Linked DNA regions of Homo sapiens: region 1 is linked to region 2. Evidence: chromatin loops called from intact Hi-C (ENCODE). Cell type or tissue: GM12878. All regions are shown on one strand.

The links. Hi-C counts contacts between places; a loop is a spot of excess contacts. Peaks named below come from ENCODE experiments on the same cell type or tissue, not always from the same donor. Only the 100,000 strongest peaks of a DNase experiment are listed, where the experiment ranks them.
Region 1: it touches region 2 in a loop (5-fold over the local background); 6 of 110 quality-filtered maps call a loop at or near these places.

What each region holds. Positions count from the first base shown.
Region 1 is chr1:182,053,316-182,057,315 of GRCh38, reverse strand. It overlaps ZNF648 (zinc finger protein 648), which reads left to right. Exons shown (of 2, transcript NM_001009992.1): 2 at 1-2,746. The coding sequence ends at 1,012. Among named protein-coding and RNA genes, the nearest start is that of ZNF648, 6.4 kb to the left of the region's middle. RefSeq lists an enhancer at 573-1,103. In GM12878, a CTCF peak has its summit at 2,421 (motif pointing right); a DNase peak (open chromatin) is centred at 2,435; H3K27me3 peaks cover 310 bases.
Region 2 is chr1:181,188,196-181,192,195 of GRCh38, reverse strand. No RefSeq gene overlaps it. Among named protein-coding and RNA genes, the nearest start is that of LINC01732, 16 kb to the right of the region's middle. In GM12878, CTCF peaks have their summits at 1,381 and 2,144 (motif pointing left); a DNase peak (open chromatin) is centred at 2,138.

The DNA.
Region 1 (4,000 bases), 870 kb before region 2:
AGTACAGAACCAGGCGGGCCGGCGCGAGGGCGGAGAGGCTGAGGCGCGTCCCTACAGGTGCCTGCGGGGCGGGCGGGCCTTTCAGAAGCCCAGCAAGCCGCTGAGCCCCGCGGAGACGCGCGGCGGCGCCGCCAAGCGCTACGCGTGCGAGCTATGCGGGAAGGCCTACTCCCACCGCGGCACACTCCAGCAGCACAGGCGCCTGCACACGGGCGAGCGGCCCTACCAGTGCTCCTTCTGCGACAAGGCCTACACCTGGTCCTCCGACCACCGGAAGCACATCCGCACCCACACAGGCGAGAAACCCTACCCGTGTCCAGACTGCGGGAAGGCCTTCGTGCGCTCTTCGGACCTGCGCAAACACCAGCGCAACATGCACAGCAACAATAAGCCCTTCCCGTGCTCCGAGTGCGGCCTGACCTTCAACAAGCCGCTGTCGCTGCTGCGCCACCAGCGCACGCACCTGGGCGCCAAGCCCTTCCGCTGCCCCGCCTGCGACCGGGAGTTCGCTGTGGCCAGCCGCATGGTGGAGCACCAGCGCGTGCACTCGGGCGAGCGGCCCTTCCCCTGCCCCACCTGCGGCAAGTGCTTCACCAAGTCCTCCAATCTGTCCGAGCACCAGACGCTGCACACCGGCCAGAGGCCTTTCAAGTGCGCTGACTGCGGCGTGGCCTTCGCGCAGCCCTCGCGCCTCGTGCGCCACCAGCGCATCCACACTGGCGAGAGGCCCTTTCCTTGCACGCAGTGTGGCCAGGCCTTTGCCCGCTCTTCGACCCTGAAGCGGCACCAACAGATCCACTCCGGGGAGAAGGGATTCCTCTGTGCCGAGTGCGGCAGGGCCTTCCGCATTGCCTCTGAGTTGGCCCAGCACATACGAATGCACAACGGAGAGAGGCCCTACCAGTGTGAGGACTGCGGCCAGGCCTTCACCAGGTCCAATCACCTCCAACGACACCGAGCCAAGCACGGCACCTGCAAGAAGGAGCCCATCCCTTCCTCCTCTGACGAGTGAAGATAGCATCGTCGACCTCACTACTTGGAACCTTCCCAGGTGGGCCCACTCACATGGTATTGCCAGCCTCACTGGTCAGCCTCGCCTCCCAGCAGGTCGCGGGTCATCAGTGGTCCATTTGATTATTTATTTGATCCCTTGAACAGAAAGTCACCACCGAGAGAGCACCCAGGTGGGTGGTTTCACATCAGTGGTTCTGAGTGTCCGAGGTCATAAGCAATTGGAAAAGGGAAAGACAAAGTAGTGGGAGCTGATCAAACGTTGAGTTCCTTGGGTTGGGGAACCTGAATCAATCAGAAACTGCTTCTAGAATTACATGCTGGGCACTGGGCCGGGCTCCAGGGATAAGGTGGGGAAAAAGACTAACCTGTCCTACCCTCAAAGCCATATGCAAATACTGAAAAGAAGGCCTGAGGGGCTGGTCCTCTTTAGAGAAAGATGCTTTTTGGTTTTTATATAAATAAAGGAATCCCCAGAAGTGGTCCCTATGATGAACTCCCCCAAAGCAACGCCGTTTTTGGAGGAACTCAAACCCAGTCCAACATCCCATCATTTCACTTGACTGCAGAAATGGCTTTACCCTTAGGATATATCTTTATGAGTCTTGGCTTTGAAGTGGAGAAGGGCTTTATCTTAGAGAAGGTGGTTTATGTCATATTCCAGTTATTCTAGAAGTTCAGGACAGCCTTAGCATCTGAAAAAGAAGCCCATTCCTCTTTATAGTGGAATTTAGTAAGTAGATCTAACCCGAGTCTCACCCACAGAATTCATATAAATTCATATATGCCTTCTCTCTGGCTGCCTCTTTTCCTGTTTGCACTCTGAGGGCTTAAGTCATATGTGATATTTACAAAGCAATTGGCCCATTTACAGAGAGACATATATAATTTCTCCACAAAGCCTTGACCATGGTTCATGAAACCGTTTGGGTTCATTTAAATTTGTCTGAATCATTAGTCTTGACTTGAAGTGAACAAAACACCCTTTGCCCAAGTGCCATTGGCTTGTCTGCATTTCAAAATCATTAAAACCAGGTATGGAAGCCTACGTGCTCACAGTTATCTAATGAGGTTATTTCAAAGTTTGCATTACTAACAGCCATTCTGCAAAGTGTATTGATGTGTATAGTGATCTGTATAAAGTCAGTAGTTCTTAGCTGAACCTCAACTGTGAGGAATCTATGACTCCACAGATGTCCTTGGTGCACATAGGCAAACGGCACTTCTCATCTTACTGAAGTTAAATAAGATATTCCATAAGAAGGTATAGTGCCCTTTTTGGGGGAGTACCTTTAGTATATTCCTAAAATTGCCACCAAAGAATGCCAAATCTGAATTTCTCTTGGTTTCCACCTGATTTGGAACTAGGGTGTGACCTCTAAATAGCATTCTCATGACACATGGGGGCGCCAAAGAGAAGTAAGAGAGATAGCTAGATAGCTAGATAGCTAGATAGTCTTGTGTCTTGTTTGACCAAGGTAACCGTAATAAAAGAGTCCATCCCCATCCTTTACTGTTGATGTGACCTTGGGCTTCAGTTTCTGCATCTGCATTGGCAAAATAGAAGTGATAGTAGTAGGTAAAAGTTAGAGTGATCCTACTATATGACGGAAACTTTGGCTGGATGCAAGAGCTTTAAATTGGTAGAAAAGTCACAAGATGAGCTTGTGACTATGAAGAGAGCAAAAGCTAACTTTTTTTTCCTAGATAATCAATAAAATATTTGAAGACTGAAGGATTACTCCTTTTCATTGTATCCTTTCTTGAAGATGGTCATTAGTATAGTTTTTACAAATTAAAAAAATTGGTTTTGTTTTATAATTTTTATGGAGTTGTTCGCCAAAACCTGGTTGCATAGGAGTCACCTGCGCTGTTTGTTAACCATATAACTTGCTGAACCCTAACCTTGAATACTGATAAAGGTCTGCAGTGTGGTATCTAGGTATGGCTTCCACATGGGCATAGCTTTGGAGAAGGAGTGAGCGTACTTGTTAATAGGCAGAAACGCTGGATTTGCTTGTGCTGGGTATCTTTGGTGCTGTATACTATGTTTCTGGAATATAAGGGGTAGAATGTACTGAACAGGTCCAAGAGAAGTTCATTAGTCCTTCAGGCCTTTCACAAAACAACTCAGATTTTAAGGAAAATTGTCCCAACCAGTCTTTTCTCACATCAACTGCAAGGGTCATTCTGAGTAGGTATTAGAGAAGAAAGGAATCCCATTGGAACCAGTAGTCACAGATCACTGGACCAGACAGTGGTACACAAGTAGAAGGCAACAGTACATGGAGTGGACAAAAGAGAAGCCAACCAGCTGTGAGGTGGCTTGGGACAAATTCTGCCCAGTAGAGTCTGTCCATTCAGAGTAGGGGTAGTTGAGTCACATCTTTGGAAAAGAATCAATGCTTGAAGACAGGTTATTCTGTCTTGCATTTGTGCCCCAAATTATGCCGAGCTACTTTCTGGTTTTCTGTTAACCTACTGTACATCACAGCAGACAATCTTATTTCTCTATTATGTAATTAAAAATCAGGGTAAAGCCAGGTGTGGTGGCTCATTCCTGTAATCCCAGCACTTTGGGAGGCCAAGGTGGGAGGATTGCTTGATCCCAGGAGTTTGAGACTAGCCTGGGCAACATAGTGACACCCCCATCCCTTTAAAAAAAAATTTAAAAATGAGCCAGGTTGGCCAGGTGCGGTGGCTCATGCCTATAATCCCAGCACTTTGGGAGGCTGAGGTGGGTGAATCACCTGAGGTCAGGAATTCGAGACCAGACTGGCCAACATGGTAAAACCCCATCTCTATTAAAATTACAAAAATTAGCTGAGCATGGTGGCAGGCGCCTGTAATCTCAGCTACTTGGGAGGCTGAGGCAGGAGAATCGCTTGAACCCAGGAGGCGGAGGTTGCAGTGAGCCAAGATCACACCATTGCACTCCAGCCAGGGTGACAAGAGTGAAACTCCATCTCAAAAAACAACAACAAAAAAA
Region 2 (4,000 bases):
TGGAAGCTCACAGGGAGGTTTTCAAGCCGCATCCGAGCTAGGGCTGGCAGGACCGAGGATGGATTCTATGTTTCATGGAGAGAGGACCAGGGTGGCTCCTTTCCCATGTATAGGCATATGTTTTAGGTTTGGGTGATGACATCATTATCTTGGTGTTCCCTACACCCTGTTCCAGAAATTTTGAGAAGCTGGGAGGAGCCAGGGACCTGCTCATGTCTGTGATACAGACCCCACCCCTAAACTGTCCTCTACAGATATACAGCCAGGGCAGGGGGCTCCAGGTGCCCAGGGGATGTGCTCAGGGTGATCCTCCAACAGCCAGCCCTCAGACGGCACATGGTTCCCAGGAAGGACTTTGAAAAGCTGAAATCTCAACCAGCCATGCAGGCTCCTTGGGAAGGATCCGTGCAAGGGTCCACAGGTCCACCCTCCCCAGGCTCACAGAGAAGGCCCAGGCTGAAGGGTGGACCACATGTTTCACTCGCACAGGACTATAGCTTTGGGTTTGAAAGGGACACACTTATTGAGTACCTACTATGTGCCAAGCTCTGTACTAGACACTGGGGATACAAAGATAAATGTGACATAGTCCCTGCCTTCAAGGAGTTCGCAGTTCATTGGAAAAAACTGACATAAAATCAAATAATTAGAATGCGTAAGGCCATTCTAAGGATTAAATGTAATTAATTGTAGTTAAGTGGGAGACAACACTAAGTCATTTAATCCTCACACGAACAGCCTGGGAGAGGTGGTGTTGGCCCATTTTACAGGTGAAGAAAGTGAGGTTACATTGGTGAAATCACTTGCCTCAGGTCATACAACTAGGGAGAGACACTGCCGGCGGAGTGCGGGAGCACCACACAGCCTGGTGAGAGTCACTTCTGGGCCTCTCTTCCCAGCTGTTTGCTCTGTGGTATCTCACTGGTGGCTTGAAACCTACCAACAGATGGGTCACAGAAATCAGCAAACACTACAAAGCAGGTGACAGCCTGGATTCAGATTCCAGTTTGAAACTAAAGACTCCCTCCAGTCTCCCCTAGAACATTCTCTGATTTGAACCACCCACTCCTTCTAAAAAGTCTGCCTCCCCAAGAGACTCACAGCAGCTTGCCCTGGACAAGACCAAAAAAGACAATGGATGTGGTCCGCCTTGGGAGTCCCCAAGGGCTGTGCAACAAAGTCAAGTCACCGTCCACCCTTCAGCTCTGAGCTAGAATCTCAGCAGACACATCTGGGCCAGGTAAGCCAGTGGGCCTGGGATGGGAGGGATAGAGTGGACCAAGAGGAAGAGGCGGCTGCGAGGGAGAGCGCGTTCATTTCTCTAGAACGCTCATCTGGAGAACGTGGTTAGTGTGATTAGTTGAGTAATCTCTGTCTCCCCCACCAGGTCCACAAGGACAAGGACTGTGGCTGGCTTCACTAACCACGGTAGTGCAAGCACCACACCTGGGCAGCAGGAAGCCCCGCACCAAGATTTGTTGAGTGAATGAATGAGGTAGTGAATGAAGCAGGAGGCCATAAACGCTGAGGGTGTACACCTGCCTCCCTCCCGCATCTCCTACCCACCCTATGAGGAGGGAGGGGAGGCAGCAGGAGAGCTGGGCTACCTGGGGTAGAGTCCAGGTTCTGCTACTTACTAGGTAACCTGTGCCTCTGCGTCCTCCGCTGTAAAACGGGGTCTGTGGGGTTGTCCTGAGAATTAAATGAGTTAACATTTGTAAAGTACCTGGCACGCAGTAAGCGCTATATGTGCTAAACAGATAAGGAAGATACCCCCGCCCCCCAACCCTCCACTCCCCAGATCACTCTGTGGGCAGAGACCGTTTTCTCCTCTGCTCTTCCAAGGTAACGGTTCAGCCCGTTCCACCCCGAAAGGGTTTCCCTGGGGAAAAGAACCACCGCCTTGTCAGAGCTCCGAGCGTCCTCCCCTTCCCCACACCCCGTCCCACCTCCAGCGTCCCCACCCACCCACCTCTGTCTCTCTGTAAGTGACCCTGAGCCTCGTCCAGCTCCGCCAGGCCCCCAGGCTCGCGGAAGGGGCCCCAGCAGCCCCGCTGCGGGCTGGGGGTCCGGGAAGCTGCAGGCTGGACGCACCGCCCCAGTCAGCGCCAAGGCCCGGCCCGCACGCCGCGGGCGCCACCCAGTGGCCATCTGCGGAATCGGCGGCGGAGGCGGCCTACAAGAGCCTGGAGGCCCAGAGGGCACCCGGGGTGACAAAAGGGAGAGAAGGTGGAAGGAAGGGCGTAACACCGAAGGGACTGCTAGTCTGTAGGTCATAGAGCAATTCATTCAGTCCAGGAACAGTGATCCGTGGGGAGGGCTGCACGGGCGCCGGTGCGCAGAGCCTGCAGGGGCCCTTTTCTCTCTGTGGGTTAGATATCCCCGGCCCCAGGTGACCCCTCCTGTAGGACAATCTCTGGCATGAGTCTGAGGTTCCTGCTCCTGGAATCCCTGGCTTCCCTGTGCCAAGCGCATTACACCCACAGCGCCACAGCTCTGGGCTGATGAGAAGACAAAGACGGGACTCTACACCCTGACGTTGGAGAAGCGCCTCGCTCCCTGGCTGAGGTCTCTGGGGAATAGCATTTGGCGGAGACTCCAGGTTCTAATCCCAGCTATGCCCTGACTCTACGTGTGCCCCAGCCCATCTGTGCCTCGATGTTCCCATCTGTGGAAAAATGATGATAAAAATAAAAAATCTACCCAACCTCCTTTCCGGAGGTGGGGGAGGTGAGGCTTGCACGAAATAATGCTGACGAAAGCATTTTGAAGACCAAAAACCATGGTATTCCAAGTTTCTGATCTGTGATAGCTTTAGTAACCAGGTGAATACAAGAAATTACAAATACACTTACTTAAAGAGTAAGCCCCTCAAGTTCTGACATTAAAAACTCAAACAGGAGACTTTTGTTTGGAGGGGAAAGAAAGGAGCATGCAGTTGAGATCCAAAAATACGAAGTTCCATATGGGAAATTTAAATGATCTTAAGGATTTTACTATATAAAATTTAGAAGGCAGCTCACTCTTCAGGAAACCAGTAGAACAGACATTACCATCCCCAAAGACATTTGGAGGACAAAGGAAAAGCCAAAAGTTAACTAGGATCCTACTTGATCTACTTCAAAAGCACAATCACAGAACCTCACAGTGACCTAGGACATCCCAACAGCCACCAGCATCTATTCAGAGTGCGCATGAACACCTCCACCTGCCCACTTGTACAGGGCTATTCCTTGTACAAGAACAAATCCACCTGCAGACCCCATTCTGATAGCCACAGCAGTGGAACCCAGGCCCCTGACTATTGGCCCAGTATCATAAGAATGAAGCTGTCCCCCATTTCAGAGTTCAGACCTGGAATCTCAAGGCAGGATGAGAATTGACCCCAGAGTGAGGGAGAGAGGCACCCCTGACCCAACCTCTACCCCCGAAACAGAGCAGCGAGCCAAACAGCATTCCCTCACTGACTGGGTACCATGGGTAGCAGCTGCGGGGAAAGCGAGACCACCTGCTTCAGGAGAGAGGATTGGGGCAAGCTGAGCAGGGGCCCAGCACCTGGCAGGGCAGACCCGAATGAGGGATTTCAGCTCCTTTGATTAACACATCTCCTCAAAGTCCTTTTTATTTTTTTTATTTATTTATTTATTTATTTATTTATTTATTTATTTTGAGATGGAGTCTCACTCTGTAGCCAGGCTGGAGTGCAGTGGCGCGATCTCAGCTCACTGCAACCTCCGCCTCCCGGGTTCACACCATTCTCCTGCCTCAGCCTCTCAAGTAGCTGGGACTACAGGTGCATGCCACCACGCCAGGCAAATTTTTTATTTTTTGTAGAAACGGGGTTTCGCCATGTTGGCCAGGATGGTCTCGATCTCTTGACCTCGTGATCTGCCCACCTCAGCCTTCCAAAGTGCTGGGATTACAGGCGTGAGCCACCTCACCCAGCCCCAAAAGTCCTTTTTGACATGCAGGGTCCTATGCAGATCCTAGCAGCCTCCTC